2 separate regions of the Homo sapiens genome follow, and region 1 is linked to region 2. A link is an interaction called in ENCODE POLR2A ChIA-PET data of the cell type or tissue named here. Cell type or tissue: Panc1. All regions are shown on one strand. Each heading gives the region's core, and the rest is flanking DNA. Links, peaks and the distances in the headings are about the cores only.

Region 1 (15,586 bases), core at 6,496-10,495, 52 kb after region 2:
TCTGATTAGACACAAAGCAAAACCAACACCTATCTGCATATCGCCATCATTAAATTCTTTAGTAATGAGGAACCCCTAGTTGGCTCAAGAGAATGTTTAAAGATTGTTCCAATATTTTCGATTTGCAGAGTAGGAAAAAGGATTTCAAAGTATCATTGAGTCTACTTGTTTGAAACCGATTAGCATACATTGTTGTGTTATTTTTAAAGTTAATTTTATAAGCACAAGATATGTAACCTTTATGAAAAAAGAAAAAACTGGAAAAAGAATCAGAATCTGGTATATATAAACAGATAAAATGGGTTGACAAGGTCTGGGTGCGGTGACTCACAACTGTAATCCCAGCACTTTGGAAGGCTGAGACTCGGGTGGGGGATCACTTGAGGTCAGGAGTTTGAGACCAGCCTGGCCAACCTGGTGAAACCTTGTTTCTACTAAAAATACAAAAATTAGCCGGTCATGGTGGCGGGCGCCTGTAATCCCAGCTACTCAGAAGACTGAGGCAAGAGAATCGCTTGAACCCCAGAGGCAGAGGTTGCGGTGAGCAGAGATTGTACCACTGCGCTCCAGCCTGGGCGACACAGGGAGACTCCGTCTCAAAAAAAAAAAAAAAAAAAAAAAAGGTTGACAAGTAGCCAGGCATGGTGGCACATGCCTGTAGTCCCAGCTACTCAGGAGGCTATTGTGGGAGGATTGCTTGAGCCCAGGAGTTTGAGTCCAGCCTGGAAAATGTAGCAAGATCCTATCTATAAAAAAGGAAAAAAAAATGCGTTGACAGATACAAAGAAAAATAAGTGAGGAATACATGTAATGGTGTGTTAAGGCTACTCCTCTTGGACTGTGGGTCCATATGAAAAAAAAAATGTTCTGGAACTCAGTAACAAATCACTATTGAGAAGTTCCTTACAGGGTGACATAAAAGTATTATTATTATTTTTGTTGAGACGTAGTCTCACTCTTGTCGCCCAAGCTGGAGTGCAGTGGCACGATCTCAACTCACTGCAACCTCTGCCTCCTGGGTTCAAGCAATTCTCCTGCCTCAGCCTCTTGAGTAGCTGGGATTACAGGTGAGCGCCACCACGCCCGGCTAATTTTTGTATTTTCGGTAGAGACGGGGTTTCACCATGTTGGCCAGGCTGGTCTCGAACGCCTGACCTTGTGATGCGCCCCACCTCAGCCTCCCAAAGTGTTGGGATTACAGGCTTGAGCCACTGCGCCTGGCCTACCTAAAGGTATTTTTATCCATCTTTACAGTGGCTGCAAAGAGATCTGGGGATAGTTCAGTTGCTTTGGTTTTTTTGTTTTGTTTTGTTTTGAGATGTAGTCTTGCTCTGTCATCCAGGCTGGAGTGCAGTGGTGCGATCTCGGCTCACTGCAACCTCTGCTGCCCAGGTTCAAGTGATTCTCCTGCCTCAGCCTCCTGAGTATCTGGGATTACAAGCATGCGCCACCATGCCCAGCCAATTTCTGTATTTTTAGTAGAAATGGGGTTTCACTATATTGGCCAGGCTGGTCTCGAACTCCTGACCTCAGGTGATCCGCCCACCTTGGCCTCCCAAAGTGCTGTGATTACAGGTGTGAGCTACTGTGTCCGGCCAGTTGCCTTGGTTTGGTTGACTTCACTTCTTGAACAAATTTGAGGATGAAACAATCACAAATGTTTCTAATATTTTCTGAACAAGGAAGTGAGATGTTAGCACCTTTTTTTTCAGTACTGTATCTACCATTATAGCATCTGTTGGGTAGTCTTAATTTCAAGCCTTCTAGAAAAAGCAGTATATTCTGATTTGAGAGTTTCTCCCACATGGTAAAAATAAAATGTGAAATTTCAGTAACTGGCATAAAAAATTTTAGTAGTACCCAGGAAGTTTTCAGAAACTAGTGTTTTCATATAATATGGAAGTTTCAGTGTTTTGAAGGTTCAGTAAATAATGAGTACACAAGAGTGAAGTCTAAATTACCCATACAGAAGGGTAACCCTATAGCCCACATGTCTGGATTCATGTATGCAGATGGACAGATACACTTCATTTCTCCTGGGAAGTTGAGCTCTAAAAAGCTATCACTCAGAACAGACAGTTTTATGACTGCATGAAAAGAAAAGGAAAGATGACGAAGTTGCTATAAAAATGAAAGGCCTTTTGGAGTATTAACAGCTGAAAACATTAAGATTTCAATGAAGAAACAAAAATCAGCCTTAAACTGCAAATTAAAAAGAAAAAGAAAAAAACTTTTGCATAGGGTTTGAAGCATATGGACACCCACCCAGCTAGCAGTGAGGGCAATGGGAGCCCCAGACTTTAGCTTATTAAAGATGACCTTTCCCCTCTCTAAAATTTCAAAGCTGACGTTTCAAGTGCTGAGCAGACTGTGTGCCATATGTAACATGACCTCAGCTCCACTCTGCCTGAGCACTGATGGCATCACTAATGAGAGGTGAAAGGTCCTTTTCTTGCAGCTTTTTCAGAAATCCACCAATTCTTGCCTGTGAAGTAAGGCTCCTCCCTCCCCTCCCTTGGTTTCAAGAGAACGGCATTTAATACACAGCCTCAAAACATTTTTATTACCGTCAATTTGCTTATAGCCATAGCCAAATGGCAGGATGTACAATCACATGCAGAAGAAAATATTTATTTTGACTCAGAAGGCAAAGGGATTAAGAGAACATTGTATTAACCTTGCCTTTCATCTATGTTTTAAAGGGAAAGTCTCCTGAGGCATCCATTGAAGTTCTATTTTTTAATAAAGAGTATCAAAGGCTTTTAGGAGACCAGGTGTGTGTTTAACTGAGAGGAGGAGAGGAAGGAAAGAAGCTTCACGAGAGAGAAAAGGCAGTTTTCACAAAGCTGCTTCAGAGACTGCAAAAAGATGTATGTGCTGGAATCTGTTACAGGCATTCCTAACAGCCAGCCTCCTTCACCGTCCCCCCACCCCTTTTTTTCTGCTGCTTGGAAACAAAATAGCTTTTTTTCCAAGCAGGTTGTTATCATATTCATGGCATGGTCAATTTCCGTTTGCCAAGAAAATATTTAGGCTGATCAAAGAAATTAGAAAATCCGCTGAATAGAAACAGACGTTCCCACAAGAGAAGCGCTTCTCAATGTGAAGAGGCAGGCGGACTGCAGCCCACCCAGTTACTCCTAGGAAATAAGTCTCCTGCCAAAGGCGGAACTACAAGGCCACCTGGATTCTACTGGAGGGGCTACAGAAGAGTCAAGACTTCACAGGAAATTCAAATAGAGACTGGAGTTTGAGGCGCTCTGGCGGCAGAGGTGGATGGAGATGATCGGCTCTAGTATCTATGTACAAATCAGGAGGGCCTTTAAATATGTCCATGAATCCAGAGCGACCTTTCAAGGCAGAAGATAAGTGAGTCTGGGATCCTTTTGTTTTGCTTTGCCTGGTTTACTACGCTCATGGAAAGGCAAGAACAAATTATCCTGGGTAGATGACAGAGAAGTATGTACTTTTGGAATGGAGGGATGGCTGTTTCACCCGCATTAATACAAGTTCAGTCTTTTTGATGTGTGGATTTGGGTGGAGAATGGTTGATAGTAGTTGTCTTTGGGACCTTATTGGTCTCTGCGTGTGCTCCCCGACCAGTTGGTGATGGTAAATGAGAGGGTCTTCCATCTCTTTGCTGTTCCTGGGCAATGCGCGGCCAAAAGCATTGCCACTTGCTGCGGCGCTTCAACGCGAATGACTGGCTGGGGTCGCGGCTTCCGGCCGCAGATTCCACGAAACCGAGAAGCCAACTCGGCTTCATGAAAGGAGATCCCGATTTCCCCGCTCGCCTCGGGCAAATTGAGGCACCTCATTCGCCAGCGAAGCGTCGCCGTCCTTATCCCAACGCCTCCAGTTTTTGGAGGGAAAAAGTGAGGGAGGGATGGCCCTAAAAGAAGGCGATTATGGAAACAGCTAAAGAAGCCAAAGAAAACTCCCTCCTCGCGAGTGCCGTCCGGGGCTACGTGGCGCTGGCGAAGCCAAGGTGGGCTGAGCGGTCCCCAGGCTTTGGGCCGAGAATCCGCTCCGCTACCCCAGACCCTTCCCGCCGCGCGCTCTTCACTCCGGGGACTCGGCGGAGCAGATTTTCTTTCTTTCTTTTTTTTTTGTTGTTGTTGTTGTTTCGGTTCCTGCCGGCCAGGCGAAAACTCCTTTGCCAGGAAGACAGCGCCCTCTTTCTCCTCCGGCCGCGCCGCCGCCGGCCTGCGCCGGCTCTCCGCTCCACTGACCTCCCCGCGCCTCGTTGTGGTCCCCGCCCTTCAGGCCCCGGCCCCTCTTCCCTCAAGCCCCGACGCCTGTGGGCCCCATGCACCGCCCGAGGGAACAACCCCAGAGAGCGCCGGGCCAGCCCGGCGAGATAGCGCGACCTCTGGCTACAAGCCTGGGCGGAGTCGGCCCCGGCGCAGACGCGGCGCCCAAGAGCTCCCGCACAGCCCGGGGAGGGAGTTTCTGGTGCAGGCGGCGGGGCGACGGGTGAGGCCCAGCTCTGCGAGACCCCGCTCTGCGAGCCAGCGGGCGGGGCCGCCAGCACACCGGGCGGTGAAGCCTCCCCGGCGTCCGCGCGCGGATACTTGGCTGCGCGCGCGCACCTGGCACAGCGAGTTATACTGAGGCTCAGGATCAGTCCGCGAAACGTGGACCCGGGCCTGCACGAGGGTTGATGGGTGAGGGTGGCGGGTGAACTTGAGTAGAGGTAAGGAAAGATCTTACGGCCTTCTTCCTAGTCCTAAAAGCGTCCCTCGCAGCCCGCCTGCTTGCTGGCAGCCTCACCCTGCTGGCTTCCAGGAGGGCTTTGTCAAGCACTGCAGCGGTGTTGGAAACCTTGTTGCAAAGTCCAAGCCTAAGCGAGTGGGCGAGACGCGCAGAGGGGCATGGATGAGTGGGCACCTTCCCAGCACCCTCTACCCAGTATCTCTTTTCCCACTGCTCAGAGGACTGGTGATTCAGACAAACGCCGCTCGGCCCTTTTGGGAACAGAGGCGGTCGAGCTTCTGTCTGCGAAAATCTGGATCCTTTAGAACCCGAGCAATATGCTCGTGTGAGAATGCAAAAACAGATCCCACGGCTTGGGTATGCACCGACTGAGGTACAGGCCTGAAGTGCTCCCATCCCCCGAATTCCTACCCGCTTGTGGGAGCCACAGGGGTAGTTTGCTTCCAGCTGACCCTACTGTACAACACAGGCGGCTCCCAGAAATGCACTAATTGAGTCACAAACCACTGGCCTCCACTAACAAAGCGATCCATCTCAGCAGCTCAGCGCCCAATTTGTCCGCAGCACTTTCTTCCGCAATTCAGAAGCATTATCTTGTTTTAAAAAGTATCACGGCAGAGACGTGGCAATTATCCTGAGCTCGGGTTACACTAAATGGCTTAGGCTGAGAAATGGAAGAATACAAATGCCGCGAACGTGCTGATTGCCTCGCTGCCGAGCCTGGACCGGGGGTAGGGGAGGCGAACTAGAGCTTTCGGCCGGGGAGAAGGGAGGCAGGCGCAAGTTCCCACTTGTGGTCGTCTCCGGGTGGCACCAGCGAGAAAGGAGTGTTGGCCCTTTATCTCTAAAGGCTAAGGATTCCCAGCGACGAATCCCCAAAGGTCGAGGGAGAAGAGGTCATATCCCAACATGACCAGGCCAAGCTTCTGGTCTCAGGGTCTGGGGTTTGGGTCAGGAACAGGTTGGGAACTTCAGGCACTGCTGGGATGAGGAACAGGAGAAAGGTCAAGGGTTAGTGAATGAGATGGGGGCGGGGGGGCGGGACAGAGATTCCAGTTTCTCTTCAGGACACCCACTCTACAATTGGGCAATTGGGGAGGAGGAAGGCATTGGGAGAAAACAACCCGAAGGAAAAAGAAGCTGGCTCTTTGCAATGGGAGAAGGGGTTCACTCCTGAACTAGGGGCAGGCCTGCGCCTGGGCGGACGCTGTAGGGTGGGAACGCTCGATAACTGGAGAGTCCCAGAGACCACCAGGCCTTTCCGCACCAGGAAAAAAAAAAAAAATCTGCTCTGAGAATCTTCATCTCGGTCCACCAGGGTGAGTTTGGGCCTGGAAAATGGGGGAAAGAAAAGAGAGTAGCGAAAGGTTTTCGGGTTGCGGCGCCCCGCGTGCAGACGTCTGCTCTCCCCAGCCGCCCAGCCTGCTGTGGCAGCCACGCTGTGCGCGTGTCTTTATCCTTCAGTTCAAACCAGCCCCCACATCTTGAAGTAATCAGCAGCCGAGAAGAGACTTGTCCCCCTGGCATCTCAGGTTAAAGAAGGAGGTCCAGGAAAATGTGGTAGAGCCATTACAAGAAACCCGAGCCGCAGTCATCAGGGACTCCAATTGCCATCGCATTAGGATTGATTAGAGACCAGCAGTACCGTAATGACCCGGAAAGAGGGGCAGCCGGGGATTATTAATATCAGAATGCGGGGGTGGGGGGGGAGTGGGTGGGCAAAGTGGGTAGGGAGAAGTTTCAAATTACTAGGATTTATATGTAAGTGCAGGTTTACCTGAGGAAACCAGATAGTCAGTGAATCACGCTAACGATAAATCTAATTGCATTTCAAATTTCACGAAGCCTGATTTTTTTGGAGAGTGGAGTAAAACCATCATGAAACCAAGCCAATATCTTAGTTTTTATAAACACATAGTTTTATAAGCTTATTGTAAGAATTCAAGTGAAGAGATGGGGAGGGGTGCTAAATGTCTGCTTTCCTTGTCACTGGGCCTCCTTACCATTTGGACTCCAAATAGCTTGATTTTTCTTCTCGTGGGAGTACATTTTTGAGTCGCTTTGGTTCTTCCCTCCAGGGATATGGGGCAATGGAGTGGACATTTTTTCAGAGCCTGCAGAGGAGTAATAAACCAAAATTTAAGTGAAGCAGTGATACCTGGGTAGTGGTTTTTGTTTTTTGTTTTGTTGAAGACATGAATGATCAGGATCCCAAGGAGATGTGGAGAAGAGTGGTTTGTCTCCTTCCTCCAAATATGAGCCAAAACAAATCAGCCCCTGATGGTCTGGGCTGAAATGCAGCTCACTGGATAATTAACTCCATCTTTCCAGTCCACCCTAACTGTTTATTTAGTGTCACCCTGCATTACCGTCACTAGCACTTTCCTCTGAACAGGAGGAGCTGCAGGCTTTCACCTCCCAAAAGGAAATTCTTTTTAGCTTAGACAGATGTGGTATTCAGGATGTACATAAGTTGAGAAAAAAAAGTTGATTGGAAATTCAATGGAAGATAGCGGTTTTGGAGAGTTTCATTTCATAAACCTGCCCTAAGGAGACATTTTAAAAAACAGGGAATGGGGGGTGGGGCGCAGAGTCCCTTTAATTCTTAAGAATTGTTTCTTGTGACACCTTGGCTCCACTTTCCAGAGAGGTAGTTGGCATCTGATGTTGAGTAGGGTCTTCTAGCTCAAACCTGGCGATTGGTCAGAGCTTTCTCAGAGGGCAATTTGTTAACCCTTTTCTCCCCTAGGTGGCCAATACACCTTTGCCCGCCCTCCGTGCAGGCTACACCATCTATTGCCCGCCCTCCACTCCCTGTGAAAGGTTCTCGCCAAGTAAGGCCTACTACACCGCCCAGACTTGAGGGTCTACTTTCAAGAGAACTTACCTGCGCTGCCTCAGTGGGTGACATAAGCACACTCTGTGAAACCTCACAGCGCCCAGTCCCGGAGAGAAAAAAACGAGCGCCCAGAGCCGAGGGGAAGGGAGAGGGAGGGAAGGAGGAAGAAAGAGGAGGATGAGAAGAGGAAGAGGAAAAACAATGAGAAAGAAGAGAGAGAGATAAGGAGAGAGAATGAGAAACAGGTTCACATACAGACAGAATGAACGAGCGTCCTCTTTCAGATGGAGAAAAGAGTTAGAGACACACTCTGGGAAAGACCTGCCACGGGGACACACGTAGAGGGAGAGAGAGAATAACTCTTCCAAAGACACACACCCCAGCTCTGTTCCCCTCCAGTCTGAGCTCCCTCCCAGTGCTTGACCCTCAGTCGGTCCATCAGTCTGTGTGTGTTTCTCTCTTTCTCCCTTCCCTGACCTCGAGACAATACGGAGATGGTATTTTCGGGAGCCGCGCGGGGCGGCAGGGTTTTCAGCGGCGAGCCAGGCTCACAGCTGGCTCTGTTTGTCCAGGTGTGGGCGGTGGAGGTGGTGGGGGGCGTCAGTCGCCCTGAATCTTGGGCCAGCGCAGCGTTTTCGCACCAAAGAAGTAGGAGGCTCTGCTCTCGAGCTTCCCGCTTCCAGGAGAAAACTTCCTCCCTCCATACATACATAAATACACTTGGGGAAGAGACAAATCTTCATTGTTCAGAAATAAGCTGAGGAGGCCCGCCTGCTCCCCTCAGCCAGGCAGAGCGAGGCAGGGAGGGAGGCGGGGGCCGCGCGGATCCGGTGTCACGTTGCAGATTCCCACTAAAGATAACGAAACGTGATCTATTTTTCAGAACAGCAAGTGGATGGGAAAGAACCTTGACAACACAAAACTCATTTACTAATGGACTGGTTTTGGGTTTCTCTTCTCTGAGTCCGCAAATCTCTCTGCCTGAGCCCCAGGCCTATTCAGACCTCGCGGGGAGCGGCGTCCCCCAGGAGCAGGTGGGCTGCTGCTCCGGCGCCACGCCGGCCATCGGAGCCGGAGTTCCCAAGGGTCGAGGGCACCCGGAGTTTCCGACTAAGCAGAGGAAAAAGAATTTTGGCACTTCAGCCGGATTTGGGGAGTCTCCGCACTGCCCCAGAGCGATGACACGAATTTATTGAAGAAACACCTCTCTATGCCCTCCCTTTCCAAATATTTGTAGGTAGAGTAGAATCCTCACCGTCGTTCTGGATGGTGAAAGAATTCCAAGAAAGCGGCCCGGGAGCCCCTAACTATCTTGCTACAAGCCAGAAGGGAAACAAGTGGGTCCCAGCTAGGGGTGTTTGCATCAAGGCCTGTCAACCCAGCCGAGAAACCCTAGCAACAGCTAATGCTGTCCCACTGAATGCTTTTTCATCGACTAAAGCGCACGCGGCCGTTACCTGCACAGAGGAGGCACTGGAGAGCCGAAACCTGGCATCGGGCGCTCCTTGCCAGCGGTGTTCCCTCCCGAGCCGCGCTGCAGCGAGGGCAGCAGCCGGCTGGCTAGAGTTGCTCATTTCCTTTAAATCTCCAACGCATCTCTGCTTTTCGTGCGATTTGCATTGACAGCAAAGGTTTTATGTTACGAGAACAACTCAAACCTTTCTGTGTGCGATTTAAAATGGATCATTTAGTTTAGGTGGTTTGTAAATTCATGTCATTTTACCTCTTTCAGCGGTTTTCAGTGAAAGGTTCCATTTTGGGAAACCTTATATATCCGAGCCAATAATTAACATTTATAACAATTGGTTCCCCTAACCGAGGGATCGAAATAGCAGGTAGACTCCTTGGTATAAAGCGCATAGCACTTTCCCTTTCCAGTTACGCGATCTATTGGATTAAGCGGGAGGAAAAATGTTGGCCGGCCCAGTCACGGCCTCCGAGGAAGAGCACCTCTTTTCTGCCCGGGTTCCCGCAATCACACCTTCTACACGTCGTCTTCCCAGATGACGGCAATGTAGTACGTCCTGGTTCCTTTTGAAGACAGATAAAAAGAAATGGGCAGGTAGGTCTGGAGGAAGCCGGGAAAAAAAGGTGGTCCTATTTGTGTCTAATTGCCATCTCTGCTGTCATCCTCTGTAAATTTATACCTGCCCTTATTTGTGCAGGCTATGCCTCATTTCCTTATACAAAATTGTTAATTACAAAGCACACCCCATACTCAACATACTGTTTGTCTTTTAAGAGACGTGGTTGTGCTTAAAGACCCTCCCCCCATTGTAATTGTGCGCACTTGCTCCAGACTTTAGGGTATTAACTGATTTTTAGAGCCGGGTTTAAGCCTCCGTTCCGGTCCTCACACAGCTGCCATGTCAATAAGGACTGTTTCAAGCAGAGGCATTCCTTCTGGGAGGGCACTGCAGCTCCTTAAGACTTCATGTGAAACATCATAAGCACTAAAATAAGACAGTGAGGGGAAATTACCAGACATGGCTCTGGGTTTAGCAGTGCCAGGCTTCCAGTTTAGAAAGTCATTGGGCATACTATATGGCAGAGGCTCTTTTGAAAGCATGCACACCTATTAAATGCATTTTTTTAAAAAAAAAGCCTAAGGTAATGAAATATCAGCATCTGCTTCCAAGATCTAATTGCATGGAATAAGCAAGAGTTTCAAGGATGCAGAAAACATTATGTTCAGCAGAGAAGCAGCTTCCTGTCTACTTGGAATCTCCCATGTGGCAGCCCTGAGGTGGGAACCCTTTATGAGTTTAGAATGTATGTTGCAGGGTGCACTGTACTGGGTGCATCATTTTAAAACCATATTAATAATAAAAGAGGAAACCAAGACATGCTTCTCCTTCTCCCACTTGCATCTCAATATGCAAAAGGTTCTGTAGTGCTGGGCTCTTTGGCTAAAGGAATCAAAACATATTTGAAGAAGACAAGCCAGTTTAAGGAGCCTACAGTTTGTTCTTCACCACTCACTAAGAGGGCACATTGAAATCAAAAGCATTTTTGAAGTGTACTTAGAATTCTGTTTTGAACTTATCTAATCAGAGATAAGTATAGTCATAAAGTCACTCTCCTTCCACCATTTGGCTTCCCTTATCTCCACGCATTGTTCTTATCTCCTGCTAGTCTCAGCTACTGACAATAGATTATCTTTGTTTAGAGAGGCTAATTGTTTTCAAAATCCTTTTAATTATTGCTTTGGAACTAGGTGTGCAAATGAGGCTTAAGATAATTACAACTTCACTTGTTTGTGCAGTTTTACTAAGCATTCTCCACACATAAACAAAACAGCAGATGATGGGACTTAAATTGCAGTGCATCTCTCATTCCCTGGCAGCAAAATAGGCCAGCATTGCAACACACACACACACACACATACACACACACACACACACACACACACCTCTTTATTTAATCTTCTTGGAGCCGCTGTCGTTCTCGCTTTGAGGGCAGTGTCCCTCTCAGAGCAGGGTAAGGATTATATTACAACCGGACGGTTATTGGAGCCGGGCACAGTTTTATTTAATTTACACCACATCCAGCGCCTTTCGTACGAGGTTCCCAAAGCATTTTTGCTAATAGCAAGTAAAGCCTCTCGGCATTCCTCAGTAGCAGAGGTGGCACTGCAAAACACAACCGCACAGATGGGGAAATTGAGTCCAGAAGCTTCAGGAACCTGCTGGTTTCAATCGCAGAACATTAAGATACCAAATCACAAATGAACGCTCGGAGTCTCTAGGTGCTCAGCAAGTATGCTCTAAACAGCTCTCTGCCTGGTCTCAAATCATGGAGGTCTTTTGTGAACGAGGGAAACGCTGTCCGACTGGGAGTACTTGTGCCCTTTGGAGGGTGGTGTGCAGCAGTGGGGGGAGGACAGTGGTAGTTGGTGGGGGGAGGGAGGAGGAAATAGGGTTGGACTCCTCGAGCTGAAGCCAACCCGAAGCCACTCTTCCAGAGGCTGCATGCGCGGACCCTGGTCTGCTCTTGAATTATTTATCGCGTTCCATAAGCTATTCATCAATCCATTATTTATTCATTCCAACATTAAAGTAATTAAATATGAGCTCACCGGGAGAGGGCAAGTCTGCAAGGGATGAGGACAAGAGTACGGAGGGAGAGGGGAGGAATTAAGGTTTGGAGTCATTGATTTGTGCGGAGTTGTGCGCGACTCCCCTTAGGTGATACTGGCGACGGGTCCCGCGTTGCAGGGTCCTGACGCGCTCACCCACTCCCTACCTCCCCACACCTCCGCAGCGCAGCTCCCTCAGACCCCAACTGGCTTCCCACCTTTCCTCTTCCTTCTCCTCCCACCACTCCCTACCCGCGCAGCCCCGGCAACACCCCCAACCCCCAGCTCCGCAGCCTCGCCCTCCCCGCTCTGGGCGGTGCGGCCTCTCTGCCCAGCCGGGCGGCGCGCTGGCTGGCCAGCCCCGGATAGGCGCCGCCGGCAGCCAATCAGCGTGCCGGGGACGCTGCGCGCTTTAAGGCCGCTGCGGGGAGAACAGAAACCAAGTTCCCCGGCAACTAGCAGCATCCACCGGGCGGGAGGTCGGAGGCAGCAAGGCCTTAAAGGCTACTGAGTGCGCCGGCCGTTCCGTGTCCAGAACCTCCCCTACTCCTCCGCCTTCTCTTCCTTGGCCGCCCACCGCCAAGTTCCGACTCCGGTTTTCGCCTTTGCAAAGCCTAAGGAGGAGGTTAGGAACAGCCGCGCCCCCCTCCCTGCGGCCGCCGCCCCCTGCCTCTCGGCTCTGCTCCCTGCCGCGTGCGCCTGGGCCGTGCGCCCCGGCAGGCCCCAGCCATGTCGATGCTGCCGTCGTTTGGCTTTACGCAGGAGCAAGTGGCGTGCGTGTGCGAGGTTCTGCAGCAAGGCGGAAACCTGGAGCGCCTGGGCAGGTTCCTGTGGTCACTGCCCGCCTGCGACCACCTGCACAAGAACGAGAGCGTACTCAAGGCCAAGGCGGTGGTCGCCTTCCACCGCGGCAACTTCCGTGAGCTCTACAAGATCCTGGAGAGCCACCAGTTCTCGCCTCACAACCACCCCAAACTGCAGCAACTGTGGCTGAAGGCGCATTACGTGGAGGCCGAGAAGCTGCGCGGCCGACCCCTGGGCGCCGTGGGCAAATATCGGGTGCGCCGAAAATTTCCACTGCCGCGCACCATCTGGGACGGCGAGGAGACCAGCTACTGCTTCAAGGAGAAGTCGAGGGGTGTCCTGCGGGAGTGGTACGCGCACAATCCCTACCCATCGCCGCGTGAGAAGCGGGAGCTGGCCGAGGCCACCGGCCTCACCACCACCCAGGTCAGCAACTGGTTTAAGAACCGGAGGCAAAGAGACCGGGCCGCGGAGGCCAAGGAAAGGTACGCGGCGTGCTTCCCGCGACTCGGGCGACCCTAGGAAGCCGTCCTTTCTCCTCCGCCCCCTCCCGCCCCCGCAGGCACCAGCCACCAAGTCCTCCCCGCCGGCCGGAGCCCGTCCACGGGGCGGCGCGCAGGCCCTCCGCGGCGCTGCAGCGAAAGTTCATGAACTCTGAGGTTCCTTGCTAAGGATGGGGCCTCATTTGCTTTGAGCACCCGCGCGTGGGTTTCTCTGGGATGTGAGTGTCGGGAAATATTGGCGCTAGATTTGGTCTTTATGCCTCCCTGGCTGGCCGCGGCTATGAGTGGTGGGTGGAGAGTGAGTTTCTAAATCAACGGGCAGTGAAATGTTGATTGGTGTCGCAAGGAAAGGGGTTTGGTGGGAGCTGAGGTTCGCGAACCTCTCTCCTCTTGCTCCCCAGAGGGGTGAAGCTGGCCTGAGACATTGGCTCTGCCCCCACTCCCGCCTGGTTCTCCACAGCTCTCTCTTGATAGTCTTTTGGTTTAGAGGTAGCCTGCTTCATTTCTCACTAGCTGGACAAATGGAGGAGACTTTTAAAGATACAACAAAAAGAGAGCTTTGGGGAGAGTTGGCGCTGCATTTACTCCCCGGCGCCCCAAATTAAGAAAGGGTTGATCCTCGCCGTGCTCGCTCGCGCGTGGCCCGGCACTGCAGCCCGTCGGTCTGGCTGACCGCGCCGCATGCCCAGACGAGGAAAGGGTCTCCAGTCGCAGCCCTCTCTCGCACTGGAGCTCACAAGGCAATATTTTAAAAATTGGTCTCTACTTTCCCCCACCTCGGGGCAACACCTTCGGCCACCTGGGCAGGCTCCTTCTGTTCTCTATAGCGTTTCGGACAGAGATTCAGAAGGACGGTGGGGAGGTGGCTGTGGCGGGGAGAGCGCTCCGCGAAGCCAAAGAGTTTGGGGGAAAACCTGAGCGCAGGGGCCGGTTAGGTTTTCCTTTGTTCGCTTCCAAGACTAGGGGCCGAAGATCTTGCTCCCTTTCTTGTCTTGGTGGAAAACCAGAGCCAGGATAAATTCTGCTGAAATGGGCTTGTCGGGAGACAGAGACTGTGAGGATAAGGGGAAAGAAAGGAGACAGACAGGCGCTAGGAGTCGGGAGGACTGACGAGCACTCGGAAGGCGGAAGCGGCGAGGGAAGCGAAATCCTGAAGTTAACCGGTACCGAGTGCCCGGACTGACGCCCCAGCGCGCCGCGCCCGCTGGCAGCCTGTGCGGGGCGGCGAAGTTTCCCCTGCCCAGAAAGGATGGGTTGGGGTGGGTGTTGGTAGGAAGTTTGAGAGGGGGACACGAGGGGCTGAAGAGTTAGCAAGTAACACAGGAACAGGGATTGTATGGTTGCAGTTAGCCTTTAGTTACAAAACGGCCGTCCTATAAGCCAGGCCCGAGGGCCGACTCCAGATGAAATCAGAGACTGGCTGCGCTCCCTGTGTTTACTCAGGTCACTGGGCCGCGCTGGGCACCACTTCCCATGACCTGTTCTGTGTCTGCAAAACCACCAACTCTGGGCTGGGGCAGGAAAACGGGATGTTTAATTGTCTCCTCATATGCGAACAAGGCAATGGACTTGATTCACCCCAAACATTTGTGCATTGGACTCTGTCCTCTATCATTTCTTTATCACCAATATCTATTTATTGAAAGATTTTCAGTTACATTTAAATATGTTGCTAGTTTATATGTATTTAAATGTAACTGCTTGAACAAAATTTAAAACATATATTTTGTATGTTTCAAATAAATCCTGCTAATCTATCACTTTCTGAAATCTGGAAGAGAAAAGGACCTGGCTCCTAACAGGAGGCTCTGTCCGTAGCTCTCCATTTCTCCAGGTTCCTCTGACTCCTCACCTCCCCCATTACCCTTGGGGATGGGTGGAAGGGTAGAGCTCCTCCATTTGGGTTGGTGACAGATTGCACAATGGCCCTTTCCTCCTTCCAGCTCCCCTCCCTCCATCTCACACTTTTTTTTTAACCTACTTTTTTTTTTTTTTTTTTTTTTTAACCATATGGTGTTGTCCTCTATTTCTTAGGGAGAACACCGAAAACAATAACTCCTCCTCCAACAAGCAGAACCAACTCTCTCCTCTGGAAGGGGGCAAGCCGCTCATGTCCAGCTCAGAAGAGGAATTCTCACCTCCCCAAAGTCCAGACCAGAACTCGGTCCTTCTGCTGCAGGGCAATATGGGCCACGCCAGGAGCTCAAACTATTCTCTCCCGGGCTTAACAGCCTCGCAGCCCAGTCACGGCCTGCAGACCCACCAGCATCAGCTCCAAGACTCTCTGCTCGGCCCCCTCACCTCCAGTCTGGTGGACTTGGGGTCCTAAGTGGGGAGGGACTGGGGCCTCGAAGGGATTCCTGGAGCAGCAACCACTGCAGCGACTAGGGACACTTGTAAATAGAAATCAGGAACATTTTTGCAGCTTGTTTCTGGAGTTGTTTGCGCATAAAGGAATGGTGGACTTTCACAAATATCTTTTTAAAAATCAAAACCAACAGCGATCTCAAGCTTAATCTCCTCTTCTCTCCAACTCTTTCCACTTTTGCATTTTCCTTCCCAATGCAGAGATCAGGGAAAAAAAAAAAAAAAAACCCAAACAAACAAAAGCACCCAGGCACCCAGTCTGAGTTCTGGGCAACTGAT
Region 2 (15,586 bases), core at 7,715-11,714:
ACTTGGCTTCTAACTAGTAGTTCTCAATCCCCCTTGGTCATCAGAATTACTTGGGAAGGTGGGTACTCTAGAAGCCCAGTCCCCACCATTACTCAATATACCCGTGTAACAAACATGCGCACATGCCCCCTGAATCTAATTTTTTTTTTTTTTTTTTTTTAAAGAAAGGGCCCGGGTGCTGTGGCTCACGCCTGTAATCCCAGCAATTTGGGAGGCCGAGGTGGGTGGATCACAAGGTCAAGAGATTGAGACTATCCTGGCCAACATGGTGAAACCCCGTCTCTACTAAAAATACAAAAATTAGCTGGATGTGGTGGCGCATGCCTATAGTCACAGCTACTTGGGAGGCTGAGGCAGGAGAATCACTTGAACCCAGGAGGCAGAGGTTGCAATGAGCCGAGATCGCTCCACTGCACTCCAGCCTGGTGACAGAGTGAGACTCCATCTGAAAAAAAAAAAAAGAAATAATAAGCAACAGAACCTTTGACATGTTCTATCCTCAAGACCGTTCGAGGTCATGAGACATAAAAAGTAAAGGTTTGGAAGTCACTGTGTTTTCTAAGAAGCTGATGAAAGATGGGGAACACAGGCACACCTGCGACTCAGGAACGCAAGTAGTTTTTTTGGCTGTGTTGTTGTTGGGGTTAAACATAAAAGATGTCTCCATACAAAATATATCTATATATATATTTACTTGGAGAGGTAAAAACAGATGTTCTAAGATGTACTAAGTTACACTTTCAAGGAGTAGAGCCTGGGAATCTGTAGTTTTAGGTGCCCAAGGTAATTCTGAACCAGAATTGGGCTAAATGATTGTATGGAAGTGTTGCTTCTTTATAGATACTGTACCTGAGAAAAAAACGTGTGTGTAACTTTTTTTCTTTCCCTCTCACTTCCATCAGTGATAATCAGTACTTTATTTTTTTTAGGTAATATCTCAGTAAGCTCAAGCACTTCAGATGGAAGCACATTTACAAGTGAGTCTACCACAGTCCAGCAAGGAAAGGTTTTCTTGAGCTCTCTTGCTCCCAGTGCAGTGGTATACACGGTTCCTAATACAGGCCAGACTATAGGATCTGTGAAACAGGAAGGCTTGGAAAGGAGCCTGGTATTTTCTCAGTTGATGCCTGTCAATCAGAATGCACAAGTAAATGCAAACCTGTCTTCTGAAAACATCTCGGGGAGTGGCCTGCATCCACTGGCCTCCTCATTAGTTAATGTATCTCCAACTCACAATTTTTCTCTCAGTCCCTCTACACTACTAAATCCCACTGAGCTAAACCGCGACATTGCCGATAGCCAACCAATGTCTGCACCGGTGGCAAGCAAATCTACTGTGACATCTGTCAGCAACACTAACTATGCAACTCTTCAGAACTGCTCCCTTATTACTGGTCAAGACCTATTGTCAGTCCCTATGACTCAGGCTGCCCTTGGGGAAATAGTTCCTACAGCTGAAGATCAGGTAGGTCACCCCTCCCCAGCAGTACATCAGGATTTTGTCCAAGAACATCGTTTGGTTCTGCAATCGGTAGCTAACATGAAAGAGAATTTCTTATCAAATTCTGAGAGCAAAGCAACAAGTAGCTTAATGATGCTGGACTCTAAATCCAAGTATGTCTTAGATGGCATGGTTGATACTGTCTGTGAAGACCTGGAAACAGACAAAAAAGAGCTTGCCAAGCTCCAGACTGTCCAGCTGGATGAAGATATGCAAGACTTATGAACTTTATTTCCTCCTCACCTCTTTTTGGCATCAGCGGCAAATCTTTTCATGAAGCCCCAAGGACACAAAACATTTTCCCATTTAAAGGAAAACACTCTAGTTTTGCAAGTATATGCATACAAGAGACTTTAGATTGATCTGCATGAAGATCACAGTTAAGTATACAGGAGTAGAACTGCATTATTGCAGCCTTTTTGTTCACTTATAAATTTCTCTTTTAAATAGATGGAGACAAAGGACAAGGTGAAATGTATCAAGTCAAAGTGAATCATTTAGTTGACTCTATAATTCTAAGGTCAAAATGGAACTTGATAGTTTTTTAAATTAAAAAATGTATACACCTAACATAGAAAATTAAAGATAGCTGCAGACCATTAGAAATAATACAATTGTTTTTGTTTACTTTTACTCCATGGGCATTGAAAAGGTTAAGAAACATAAATGGTACATATTTTTAAAGTTAAGTAGCATGCATATATATATGCACACACACCTCTTTTTCAGCATTTTTTGAGAAAGTCTTGGGTCTCAAACACATTTGTCTCAACACATTTCCAAATGTGATTTCTAATAGCTCAGTGTGGCTGAGAAAGTGCGGAACTCCACTAAAAACTCTGAAACTTCAGTATAAATGTAAATATATCAGTTCTATAAGCAGGATTTGAGTAATTACAGTGAATTTTATTTTTAATGTATATGTTTCTCTTCAGGCGCTATGAACTGAAAAATATGTTTTCTTACTGTTTAATTTATTTTTATTGTTTGAACAGGAAGTGAACATAGTCGTTTCCAACAAAGTTTTACTTTTTGTAGGATTTTAAAAATAATGATTTTTACCAGGAATCTATTAAGGTCAATATTAATAACACTGAAACAGGAAATCTAACTCCCAATATTGGAATTTTGGTACTTTTTTTCACATCCTTGTTCTTTATTTAGCAACTCTGATTCATTTAAATATGTTTTTTATAGAATTCTATGTGCCTTTTTACCTCGTGGCCTTTTTATTGGTAGTAAGGTACAGAAGTGTCAACAGAAGCACTGATGGTTCTTTTCTACTATCTAACAGGGTTAATTTCACCACAAAATTGCTTTAAATCTGAAGAACTTAAGTTTCACTAAATAATATATATGACATTTATCACACAAATGGATAAACAACTAATTATTGTTGATACTTTTCATTACAAGGAAAATAAGTTATAAATACCATGTCAAATTGATTATACAGGCTATGAAAACCATTTTAAAGGAAAGAAAATATGTAAATTCTATTGAGCAAAATTCTGTCCTGTTGAAACTTAGTTCTAAAGGTTTTGAATCAGTTGTTACACTCTGACACATGACTGTTGTTTGCACTATATTATCATGTCTTCTTTAAAAGTAAATATTTTTGGTTTCTGTAAGAAGCTTGTTTAATAATGTTGTAAGCCGTGGCTATAGTTTTATCAAGACTCTGAACACAAGATGTAACAATGCAAATAAATTTATGTAGTGAGTAAAGTTGCTCTCTAGTCTCTGAAAAGCAAAAAAAGTGAGAAAATAATTTCTTCAGAGATAACTTCAAGTTGTTGAACATAAAGGTGTTAGATGTTAGCACATCTTGCTTTTTTTTTTTTTTTGAGATGGAGTCTCGCTCTGTTGCCCAGGCTGGAGTGCAGTGGCACGATCTTGGCTCACTGCAAGCTCTGCCTCCTGGGTTCACGCCATTCTCCTGCCTCAGCCTCCCGAGTAGCTGGGACTACAGGCACCTGCCACCATGCCCGGCTAAATTTTTGTATTTTTAGTAGAGACGGGGTTTCACCGTGTTAGCCAGGATGGTCTTGATCTCCTGACCTCGTGATCTGCCCGCCTCGGCCTCCCAAAGTGCTGGGATTATAGGCATGAGCCACTGTGCCTGGCCACATCTTGCTTTTTTTTTTATGATCAGAACAAAGGGCCCACTCTAGTTCTCTACATGTCAATCAATCAAGCATGTTGAATAAGGGACATAGAGGATTTAACTTTTGTTATCATAAATGGAACTTGCAGGCATATATCAAGAACCCTATGAAGAATTCCTCTCCCATCATTTTGATAAAGAACTACATCATTTTTGATAGAATTGGTGAATGTTCCTAAACTGCTGAAGCTACATGTTTTTTGTTTTGTTTTACAAAGTCAGGTGTTTGAGAGTTCTTTTCCACTCTACTACTACTCATAGAGCTTGTTTTTTCTTTGGGTGTGTGCTGATCCTGTTACTGAGATTAATTACATGGCTCTGCAGTGTAGTTTACATAAAAATGATGTTTTCCACTTGATTGCTGCAGATATCAAGAGTTTGTTATTTTCAAATACCCATCCAACAAGAGAGATGGGGAGGTTTTTAGTTATATATGCTATATATATATATATAACTGGAAATGTTTTATATGTTTTCCGAAAATACAATAAGCCTCTCTTTTATTCAGTGTTCTTCCTCTTTTCTCCCTTATGAAAAAGAAAAGATAGCACAAAACTTAAGACTTACCTAGGAAACCCATTCATATTCCCACCATGATGTAATTATAACCCTACAATTACTTCAGGTAGCTACACAATATACCAGGTAAGAATCAATGCACAGTATAAAGAACTTATTGTTCTTTTCTATTCTTTCAGTTGAATAAGGGCCAGTTGGTATGCAGCCCATGTATATGTGAATGGAGTAAGATAAACCCCATGATCTCCTTGCACAGAATTGCAAATGTCTTTTGCCATACCAAGGGCCAGACTCAGAACCCTTGGAGTCATGTGGCAGAATTTCCCTCTTACATAAACCAATGCTTGAAAATGCTGCAAATGACCCTCTAATGATCCCTGAAGATCAAAACAGGGGTAAATGACTCCCTGCAAAACCCAACCCATGCTGCTGGCTGTGGGATTTTTGGTGTAAGCCTATCTATGCACTCTATCAGCCAGAATTTGGCATTTAGCTCTTAGTTAAATCTAGTAAAGGACAGTCTATTGTTTAAAGAGAAGGTGCATTTGTTCCTCAATCAAGCAAGAGCACCTGTGTTGTACTGCTTTATATCTCATGTATATTTATAGTAATGAAAAGACTTTTTAAATTGTACACGTTTCAGTGCCTTTCTTGTGTTATGAAAGGCAGGTAGATATTATAGCCATAGGTAAAAATCCATAGTTAAATTGCACACTGACCTTAAATCTCTCTGTGTATGCCCTTGTATCTTGCATGTTAAAAGTTGGATTATTGGGCATGTGTGGCAGCCTGCCCTGCTACATGCTAGACAAGTGTGCTTTAGTACATAGCCACAAGTTCTTCATTCTTTAAAATGTTTTGACAGATCATCTCATAATAAAAATAATTCAGGAAAACTATGGGGAAATAGTTACATTTCACAAAAGATATTTTAAACTCTTTGTAAAACTTAGATAATAGAGCCTAGCAGTTACTTTGTATCTAATTGATACATTTTATGTTAATTTACCACCATACATTTTATTAATCAAAATTGTATAGCATGTGACTCTTTTGGCTTTCAGAGTTCTCAAAAATATTATTTTGTTGCATGTACTGTATGTTTAGAGGCAACCAATTATATACTCAATATGGTTTTACTGTGCCTTACACAAAGAGAAACTCTATACAGAATGTATATCATGGGGTGGGGTAACAGAGTCTTTACTGCACTGTTAGGTGATGGCACACAGAGCATGTCCCAGAACATTTCTGTGCTTAATTACCCAACCAAAGAGATCTGAAGTATGTATGTCGTACTGTAATGGGGGTTTATGCCTGGACAATTAAGTGTTTTATTTGTTTTCTGAAATGATGTGAACTTATTTTTCTAAACACTATGCTAAATAAACTTTATATTTATACATACCTTGCATTGAAAATTATTTGGGAAATATTGTGTTTTTTTAAATATGAATGACTCATCTTACTAGAAAAGAAAAAAGAAATAATGTTGGTTTTATTTATCTCTGGAAAAGGGAAGAAGAGGAAGGGAAAAAACAAACATTCCAAAAGCTGGCAAATGGTTATAAGGCCAATTGGAGTGATTTTGGAAAAATAATCTTTGTCAGTCGTTGTGCAGAATTATGCAATTAACTGTACTACATAGAGGTAAATTATTAGATTGCATCCTCCTTAAAAGGAAGAAGTGTACCTTCCCCTTCCCAGCATTTTTTGTTTTTTGTTTTTTGTTTTTTTGTCCCTAGAGATGAGTGTGATGTTTGGCACACGGCAGTTACTCTGTAGGGTTTAATGGAATTAAATTGAAGGGTCCAAAGACCTCCTATTTTCAACCTTATTGAAAGAGTTCAATATCACCCATCCCTAGGGCACTGCCATTAGCCAAAGTCTGGTACCACCACGGTTGGGTGCACCAATAGTTTCACTGAAAGTAACAAGTAGAACTGCGTTGCTGCTAACTATATAGAAAATTTGGCCTTCGTACAGTTTGGTCCTAATTTTAAAATTACATAACCTGGTTTTCTATGCTTCTACACTGAAAAGAAGGGGAGGTTAATAAAATAGATTGGAAACCAACTGTACAATTCTGTAAAACTAGTTAAAGCCATCAAATTAAATTCAGATATTATATCTAGACTTTTATATTCTTGATATTCCACTCATTTATTTAACAATTTTATATGTAAGTAAACCAGTTAACATGAACAGAGTTTCAATGAGTTCAACCACTCCAGCCAATGAAGTGGTTACATTTTAGAACATTAAACAAATATTTTTAAAAATTGGACAAGATCATTGCTGTACGTAAAACATTTGTGGCTCCTCAGAAACTAGCAAATTAAATAAAAACCCTCAATGGGAATTCAAGGCCTTCAGCTATATGGTTCCACCCCACTTGTTCACTTGCCCTTAAGAAACAATAAATGGGCCAAGCACAGTGACTTAGGCCTGTAATCTCAGCACTTTGGGAGGAAGAGGCAGAAGGAGGCGGAAGGATCACTTGAGCCCAGGAAGCTCCAGTGAGCTAGGGTGGTGCAACTGTACTGCAACCTGGGTGACAGCAAATTCCTGTATCAAAAAAAAAAAAAGCAATAAATGAAAATTTACCTTTGCATATCACCATTTCCAATACAGTAGATAGTAAATAAATAAACAAGACACATTCAGATAACGGTCAGTGTTATAAAGTTGACAACAAGGAGTAATGAAATTGATAATATGAAATGTTAGGGTGGGAGACATACATTAGATTGATCAAGGAAGTTCTCTAAGGAAGTAACATTTCAGCAGAGGTAATTGAATAAGGAGGAAGCCAGCCAGCAAGACCTAGAAAAGAGCATTCCAGACATAGGGAACAGCAGGTACAAAGGCCCTGAGGGAGGGACAGAGTGTCTGGATTACGGCGCTAACTCCAGGGGTCATGCGATAAATCTAGCCAGAGAGGTAGGCAAGGGCAGATCAAAGGTAGAGCTTTATTGGTCTCAAATAGTTTGAATTTGAGTCTGAGAAGCCACTCATGGCTTGTAAGCAAGGAGTAATATAACATGATTTACACTTTAAAATGTTGCCATGGCTAATCTGGGAAATGGAGTTGCAGGAGGCAGGAGAGCCGGAACTAGGAAACTATTACCATGTTGCCCTGAGCTGTCAGACAGGAGATACTTCAGGAGCTCTTGAACTGCACCTAGGGCAGTTTGCCCTCCAACTGTCTCCAGAATTTTGTGCTCTCCAAGACTTGTGTCTATTCTGCTGCCTGCTGTTAGCCAAAGCCACTTACTGCTACTGAAGATGATTGTCACAGCCTGAACCTGTCCCCTGGTAGATCCAGCTCCCTAATAGATATTTTCAAAATGTCCCAGTCCACCTAAGATTCTACATGTGGAAAATTAAACTCTCATCTCCCTAAGCCTGCCCCAACTCTGTGTTGTTCATTTCAGCAACATGTATTCACCCAGATGGCCAGACAAAAATCTGGGATTCACTCTGGAGTCTTGTCTCCCTTTCTTCTCCCTACCTTTATCAGATCACAAGTCTATCCAAGTCTGCTCTTTTACAGTCTTTTGATTCAGTTTCTTCTTCTCCATTACTAAGGTTACTCCTACAGTTTAGGCACTTACCATTTCTCTACTGAATTATTGCAACTGCTTCCTACCTGGTATCCTAGTGTCTGGTCCTGATTTTGGCCACATTACAACTACATCCAAATGGAACTTCCAGAATTCAAGACTTAACCCAGCCTCGTTTTCCACTTTAAAACCTTCCATGGCTCTTCATTGCCTATGAAATACCGTTTAAACCCTTTACCATAAGAAGTCTCCAAGATCCAGGCCCTGCCTCTCTGCCTACTCACATCTCTAGCCACATAAAACTGTTCGCCAAAGGAACCAGATTCCTTCATAACGACCCAATCCCCAAGACTCACTCAATGTCACATCTTCAGGAAGCCTTGTCTTACTTTCACAAGTAGAATTGTGCATAGCCCATTCTGTGATTAGACAGGGATTTATACCTTCCTTTAGTGTGGCACTAATGTACTTATCACTGTAAGTATATGTTTGCCTCTTTACATATTCATCTTGGTTTCTCCAGCATTTAGTATTATGCATGGGACATAGGAGGCACTTAAAATTTATTTGTTGAATGAATAGTGATGGTAACAGGCATCCATAACTTTAAATCATTTCATTGCTATGGATTAGGGAACTATATTGCTAAACTGGTTAAAATATTATCCCTATGTAGAGCACAAAAATAAATCAATACATTTTGGGGTAGACCCTGAGAGTGGTTCCTCAAATCTTTTAACATTAGTGAATGGTCTTTATGGTAATTATTTCATTACTATTCCAAGGTTTTTCTGCTTAACATGCAAGTTTAAAACTGTGTTCCAGATGATAGAGGCTAAAGATTGACAGGCAAATGGGGCATTAACAAAAATGTACTCACTGAGCTTTTTTTTTTTTTTTTTGACCCTTTTTTAGATCAATGTTTCAAAATACCAGTGATGTGCAGAAAACCTATTTATACTTATGTATAGATAAACTTTCTAAAAATATTTTCTCTGTGGCTATATCCACATTATTTGCATTTGAACTAAGCAGATCTCTAAAGAGTCTATGAAGAATAGTAAATGAAATGTAGAGGTAGGCATCAAGAAACCTGGATTCTAATTAGCCTTGAGATTTAGGAAATATCAGTTCACCTCTCTGGGCCCTGTATTTTTTCTGCGAAATGGGTATGTTAGATATTATTATAAAAGAAAAAAATGGTTTAATAAAATTCATTTACCCCTACAGAGTTAAGTTCAAATCAATTACAGAGGGGAAGCACATGGTGACCTGCTAAGAGCTGCAAATGGAAGATAAAATAATTGGGATGGGGTCAACAACCTGTGACCCACCAGGATTATTTAGAGGTGTACAGCTAGGTGAGGCAGGTCTGGTTCTGTACTTGTCCACCTCCTTCATCTGTATCCACTTTGCCCCCTAAGGGATGTGTCATTTCCTCAGGCATTGGCCTACCTCCTCAAGTGCCTTAAGTGATCTCTCTGGTGTTGATGGTTAACAGTTTCAGATATGATTATCCCAACCCTCCACCCCAGAGCAATTTACTTTTTTTTTTTTTTTTTTTTGAGATGGAGTCTCACTCTTTCACCCAGGCTGGAGTGAAGTGGTGCAATCTCGGCTCACTGAAACCTCCGCCACCCAGGTTCAAGCAATTCTCCGGCCTCAGCCTACTGAATAGCTGGGATTACAGGCACCTGCCACCACGCCCTGCTAATTTTTGTATTTTTAGTAGAGATGGTGTTTTGCCATGTTGGCCAGGCTGGTCTCGAACTCCTGACCTCAGGGGATCCACCCGCCTTGGCCTCCCAAAGTGCTAGGATTATAGGATTATAGCATCCAGCTATAATTTACATTTTAAGGAAGGCTTTTAAAGACATACACAAAAGGAACCAAGCTGTAATAATGGCTGATAAACTGTAGATTAGTAAAATTGAGCATTTTTCCCTATTTGTAAGTGCAGCAGGGTGTGTGTGTGTGTGTGTGTGTGTGTGTGTACATTTGGGGGATTGGGAGAGAAGGATGGATAAGGGGAGAGGCAGAGAGATTGTCACCCTTTATCCATTTCCTCTTTTGTGTGCTCCACTTCCCTACTGGGTATCAAGGCCCAGGCAGTGAAATCTAAGCTGCTGGAGCCTCTGAAAGCAATTAACAGTGTAGTTTCCCCCACACCTATCTTATCCACAGCCTGGGAAAATTCCCTTTCAGAGAATTCCTGTGTTGAAAAGATAAGTCATTAGCTATAATGAAACCATAAAATCTAGCCACTAGCCATAGAAAGACAAGCGTTGTTTGGTTGCTGGTTTTTTGGTGTTTGTTGTTTAAGATGAGAACTACTTAGGAGATGTGCCAAAGGAAAACCAAAAATATATTTTGTTGAAAATTAGGGAACATAATGAATTTTGTATTCACTTTATTTAATAAGTACATTCTTGCTTATGTTCTTTATCAAATGGATGACCTTAGATAGCTTAGTAATGAGTGCATTACCCATTACTCAGCAAATTAATCTTATTAACACTACATAGGAAGGAGGATGGATTCAATCCTGTCCCTAAATGAATAATCATCAGGGGTCTTAATCTCAAAAGATGTTGGAGGGCCAGGCACGGTGGCTCATGCCTGTAATCCCAGCACTTTGGGAGGCCAAGGCGGGTGGATTGCTTGAGGTCAGGAATTCGAGACCAGCATGGCAAAACCTTGGCTCTACTAAAAATACAAAAATTAGCCAGGTGTGGTGGTGGACACCTGTAATCCCAGCTACTGGGGAGGCTGAGGCAGGAGAATCACTTGAACCCAGGAGGTGGAGGTTGCAGTGGGCTGAGATCTCACCACTTCACTCCAGCCTGGGTGACAGAGTGAGAGACGCCGTCTCAAAAAAAAAAAAGATGTTGGAGTGTTCTATCCCAATTATACTAAATAGATTTGCCTAAATCTCTTCAATAAACACACACTAGTTTTTTTTCTTCTTCTTCTTGGAGACGCAGTCTCACTCCGTCGCCCAGGCTGGAGTGCAGTGGCATGATCCCAGCTCACTGCAACTTTCACCTCCTGGGTTCAAGCGATTTGCCTGCTTCAGCCTCCCAAATAGCTGGGATTACAGGCACGTGCCACCACGCCCAGCTAATTTTGTGTATTTAGTAGAGATGGGGTTTCACCATGTTAGCCAGGTTGATCCTGAACTCCCTACCTCAGGTGATCTGCCCACCTCGGTCTCCCAAAGTGCTGGGATTATAGGCTTGAGCCACCGCGCCTGGCCAACACACACTAGATTTAAGAATATATGCAATCTCAGCTAATGAGAGTTTTTACTTCTATTCTTATTACAGTCATTCTCTGATATCTTAACAAACACATATCTGACTTTCTAAGACTGAGCACAGACTTTTTTTTTATATACGGTAGCAAACTAGCAGTGTTGTAATACTGAGTTTTCAGTATTATAGTGAAACTATGTTAATACAGAATTTGTGTTATTTCAAAGAGTGATGAATTAGGCTAAAATTTACCTTTAGCTATTTTATTTGAAATGGTACATATTAATAATATAAATTAAATGTATAGACAACATCATGTCCATATATAAATTATCTAAGGTGGGGATACTTTAACAAACATCTTAAATCCCTTGGAAACCCTCTCAAATACAGTAGCCATTGATTGCTAAATATAGAGTATTTCTCTCTGTTTATCATGCAGATCCATGAATATACATATACACATATATATGTGTGTGTGTATATATATATATATATTTATATATATTTTTTTGAGATGGAGTCTCACTCTGTCACCAGGCTGGAGCACAGTGGCATGATCTTGGCTCACTGCAACCTCTGACTGCCCGGTTCAAGTGATACTCCTGCCTCAGCCTCCCCAGTAGCTGAGATTACAGGCATGCACTACCATGCCTGGCTAATTTTTTGTATTTTTAATAGAGACGGGGGTGTTAGCATGTTGGCCAGGATGGTCTCTATCTCCTGAACTCGTGATCCGCCTGCTTCGGCCTCCCAAAGTGCTGGGATTACAGGCATGCGCCACCATGCCCAGCTAATTTTGTATTTTTAGTAGAGATGGGGTTTCTCCATGCTGGTCAAGCTGGTCTCAAACTCCCAACCTCAAGTGATCCACCTGCCTTGGCCTCCCAAAGTGCTGGGATTACAGGTGTGAGCCACTGTGCCCGGCCCATGGAAATATTTTCTAAGTTATTATATGCCCTATAAATGAAACTGCCTTTTCTTTCTTTTTTTTTTTTAAAGACAGAGTCTCACCCTGTTGCAGTGCAGTGGCATAATCACAGTTCACTGTAGCAATCCCCACAGGTGTGCGCCACCACATCTGGCTAATTTTTTTTTTAAGAGATAGGGTCTTACTATGTTGACCCACTGGTGTTGAACTCCTGGCCTCAAGCAATCCTTCTGCCTCAGCCTCCTAAAGTGTTGGGATTACAGGCAAGAACCACCGTGCCAAGATAAAACTACCTTTTAATTTATTTCTGTAATTCAAAATGATTAATTAATTCATACTGATAGACCTCTTTTCAGTCTTTCTTAGTTGGATTTCTCCATGAAAACTGTTAGATACATCTGTAAATCAAAGTAATTATTATGAGGAAAAGGAAATAGTTAAGCGCAATCTTTGATACACTATCCTAAATCTGATCACATTGCCTCAAATACCTGATGATCATATTACCTTACATGCATACTTCCCAGAGGTCTGGGTAAACATAAGCCACATATTTTCCCCAAACATTTTCACTGATGTACAGAATCTGGCAACATTCAGTGGATCTTTGAGCTCTTGGGTGCTAACCTGATGAAGCCCAAATCTTGTCAATGCCAATGCATTTGTACATAAACAAAAAACCGGGCCTCTGATTTGGATGCAAGCTTCTGTATGACAGGAGCAAAACTGTGCTAAAGAAACTCCTGGGCCAGTCGTGGTGGCTCACGCCTGTAATCTCAGAACTTTGGGAGGCCAAGGCCAGTGGATCACCTGAGGTCGGGAGTTCGAGACCAACCTGACCAACATAGAGAAACCGCGTCTCTACTAAAAATACAAAATTAGCCAGGCATGGTGGCGCATGCCTGTAATCCCAGCTACTCGGAAGGCTGAGGCAGGAGAATTGCTTGAACCTGGGAGGCAGAGGTTGCAGTGAGCCGAGATCACACCATTGCACTCCAGCCTGGGCAACAAGAGTGAAACTCCATCTCAAAAAAAAAAAAAAAATCAATGTAGGGACACATGAAAAACAAGGAAATATGTTACCTCCAAAGGAAAAATCATAATTCACCAGTAACAGACCTCAACCCTAAGAAAATGTACGAAAATGCCAGAAAAGAATTCAAAATAACAATCATAAGGAAACTCAGTGAGATACAAGGGAATACAGACAGATAATTCAATGATATCAAGAAAAACAATTCATTATTCTAGTGACAAATTTAAAATGAGATGGATATTTAAAACAAACAAACAGAAATCTTAAAGCTAATGAATTCAGTGAATGAAATAAAAATACAGCCAAGGGCTTCAACATCAGACTAGAACAAGCAGAAGAAAGAATTTCTGGACTTGAAGACAGCTCTTTTGAAATAAAAAAAAAGGAAAGGAAAGGAAGGAAAGAGGGAAAGAGTGAAGGAAGGAAAGAGGGAAGGAAGGAAGGGGAAGAAAGGAAGGAAAAGGGGAAGGAAGGAAAGAAGGAAGGAAGGAAGGAAGGAAAGGGGGAAGGAAGGAAAGAAGGAAGGGAGGAAAGAAGGAAGGAAGGAAAGAAGGAAGGAAGGAAGGAAAGGGGGAAGGAAGGAAGGAAGGAATGGAGGGAGGGAGGGAGGGAAGGAGGGAGGAAAATAATGAAGAAAGCCTGCTGGATTTATGGGACACCATTAAGCAAACAAATACTCATCTTATGGACATTCCAGAAGAAGAGAAGGGAAAGGTGAGGAAGATATATTTAATGAAATAATAGCAGAAAATCTCCCAAGTCTGGGGAGAGAGATGGATATTCAGGTTGAGGAAGTGCAAAGAATCCCAAATAGATTCAACCAACAGGTTCTCTCTGAGGCAAATTATAATCAAATTGTCACAAGTCAAAGACAACAAAAGAATTTTAAAAGCAGCAAGACAAAAGTATTAAGTCACATATAAGGGAAATCCCATTAGATTAACAATGAATTTCTCAGCAGAAATCTTTTTTCTTTTCTATTTCTTTTCTTTTCTTTCTTTTTTTTTTTTTGAGACAGAATCTCATTCTGTCACCCAGGCTGGGGTGCAAAGGCGCAATCTTGGCTCACTGCAACCTCCACCTCCTGGTCTGAGCGATTCTCCCACCTCAGCCTCCCAAGTAGCTGGGATCACAGGCTCCGCCACCACGCCTGGCTAATTTTTGTATTTTTAGTAGAGATGGGCTTCACTATGTTGGCCAGGCTGGTCTTGAACTCCTGACCTCAGGTGGTCTGCCCACCTCGGTCTCCCAAAGTGCTGGGATTACAGGTGTGAGCCACTGCGCCTGGCCAGAAATCTTACAGGCCAAAAGAGAATAGAGTGATATATTCGAACTACTCAAAGAAAAAACTGTCAACCAAGAATAGTATACTAAGCAAAGCTATCCTTCAGCAATAAAGGAGAAGTAAAATCTTTCACAGACAAGGAAAAACTGAGGGAATTCATCACCAGTAGACTGCCCTTACAAGAAATGCTCAAGGGAGACTTACATCTGGAAATGAAAAGAGGACAATCACCATCATGAAAACATGCAAAACTACAAAACTCACTTATAGAGCTGATACACAAAGGAGAAAAAAAAATGTATCACTATAGAAAACCACCGAACTGAAAACTTTTTCAGTAAATAATAAAAGATAAAGAAAGAAATAAAGAACATATCAAACAATCAGAAAACAATCAATCAAATGACAGGAATAAATCTTCACCTATCAATAGTAACTGTGAATGTAAATGGATTAAATTTCCCATTTAAAATATATAGACTGGCTAAATAGATGAAAAGACAAGACTCAACTATATGCTCCTTACCAGAAACTTAGCTCATCTGTAAAGATACACATAGACTGAAAATGAAGGAATGGGAAAAGGATATTCCATACAAACAGAAACCAAAAGTGAGCAGCGTAGCTATCTTTATGTCAGACAAAAGGGATTTCAAGTTGAAAACTGTAAAAAAAAAAAAAAAAAAGACAAAGAAGCACATTATATAATCATAATGGGAATCATGCAGTAAGAGAATATAACAATTGTAAATATATATGCATCTAACACTGAAGCACCCAAATATATAAAGTGAATATCATTAGATCTAAAGGTACAGATGGACCCCAATACAATAATAGTTGGGGACTTCAACACCCCCCTCTCAGCACTGGACAGATCATCTAGACAGATTATCAACAAAGAAACATTGAATTTAAGCTGCATCATAAGCCAAGTGCAACGGCTCTTACCTAGGATCAAGCTTGTAATCCCAGCACTTTGGGAGGCCAAGGTGGGAGGATCACCTAAGCCCAGGAGTTTGAGACCAGACTGAGCCACATGGTGAGACCCCGTCACCACATTAAAAAAAAAAAAAAAAAAAAAGAAAATTAGCCCAAGCATGGTGGCTCACGCCTGTAATCTCAGCACTTTGGGAGGCTGAGGCAGGCAGATCATGAGGTCAGGAGTTTGAGACCAGCCTAGCTAACATGGTGTCTCTACTAAAGATACAAAAAATTAGCTGGGTGTGGCGGCACGTGCCTGTAATCAGCTACTCAGGAGGCTGAGGCAGGAGAATCACTTGAACCTGGGAGGCAGAAGTTACAGTGAGCCAATAACGTGCCGTTG

What was found. Peaks named below come from ENCODE experiments on the same cell type or tissue, not always from the same donor. Only the 100,000 strongest peaks of a DNase experiment are listed, where the experiment ranks them.
Region 1: POLR2A ChIA-PET joins it to region 2 with 7 read pairs; 5 of 35 experiments call an interaction of 5 or more read pairs at or near these places.

What each region holds. Positions count from the first base shown.
Region 1 is chr14:60,645,966-60,661,551 of GRCh38, reverse strand. It overlaps SIX1 (SIX homeobox 1), which reads left to right and starts at 12,075. Exons shown (of 2, transcript NM_005982.4): 1 at 12,075-12,922; 2 at 14,975-15,586. The coding sequence starts at 12,363. The coding sequence ends at 15,269. It overlaps MIR9718 (microRNA 9718), which reads right to left and starts at 12,904; the gene lies at 12,841-12,904. RefSeq lists enhancers at 3,942-4,241, 5,786-6,620, 5,819-8,071, 7,701-8,469, 8,470-9,239 and 4 more and silencers at 4,322-4,591, 11,919-12,158. In Panc1, for the core only: no CTCF peak of the experiment used is centred there; no DNase peak of the experiment used is centred there; H3K4me3 peaks cover 485 bases; H3K27ac peaks cover 642 bases.
Region 2 is chr14:60,699,547-60,715,132 of GRCh38, reverse strand. It overlaps SIX4 (SIX homeobox 4), which reads left to right. Exons shown (of 3, transcript NM_017420.5): 3 at 930-5,594. The coding sequence ends at 1,726. Among named protein-coding and RNA genes, the nearest start is that of SIX4, 17 kb to the left of the region's middle. In Panc1, for the core only: no CTCF peak of the experiment used is centred there; no DNase peak of the experiment used is centred there.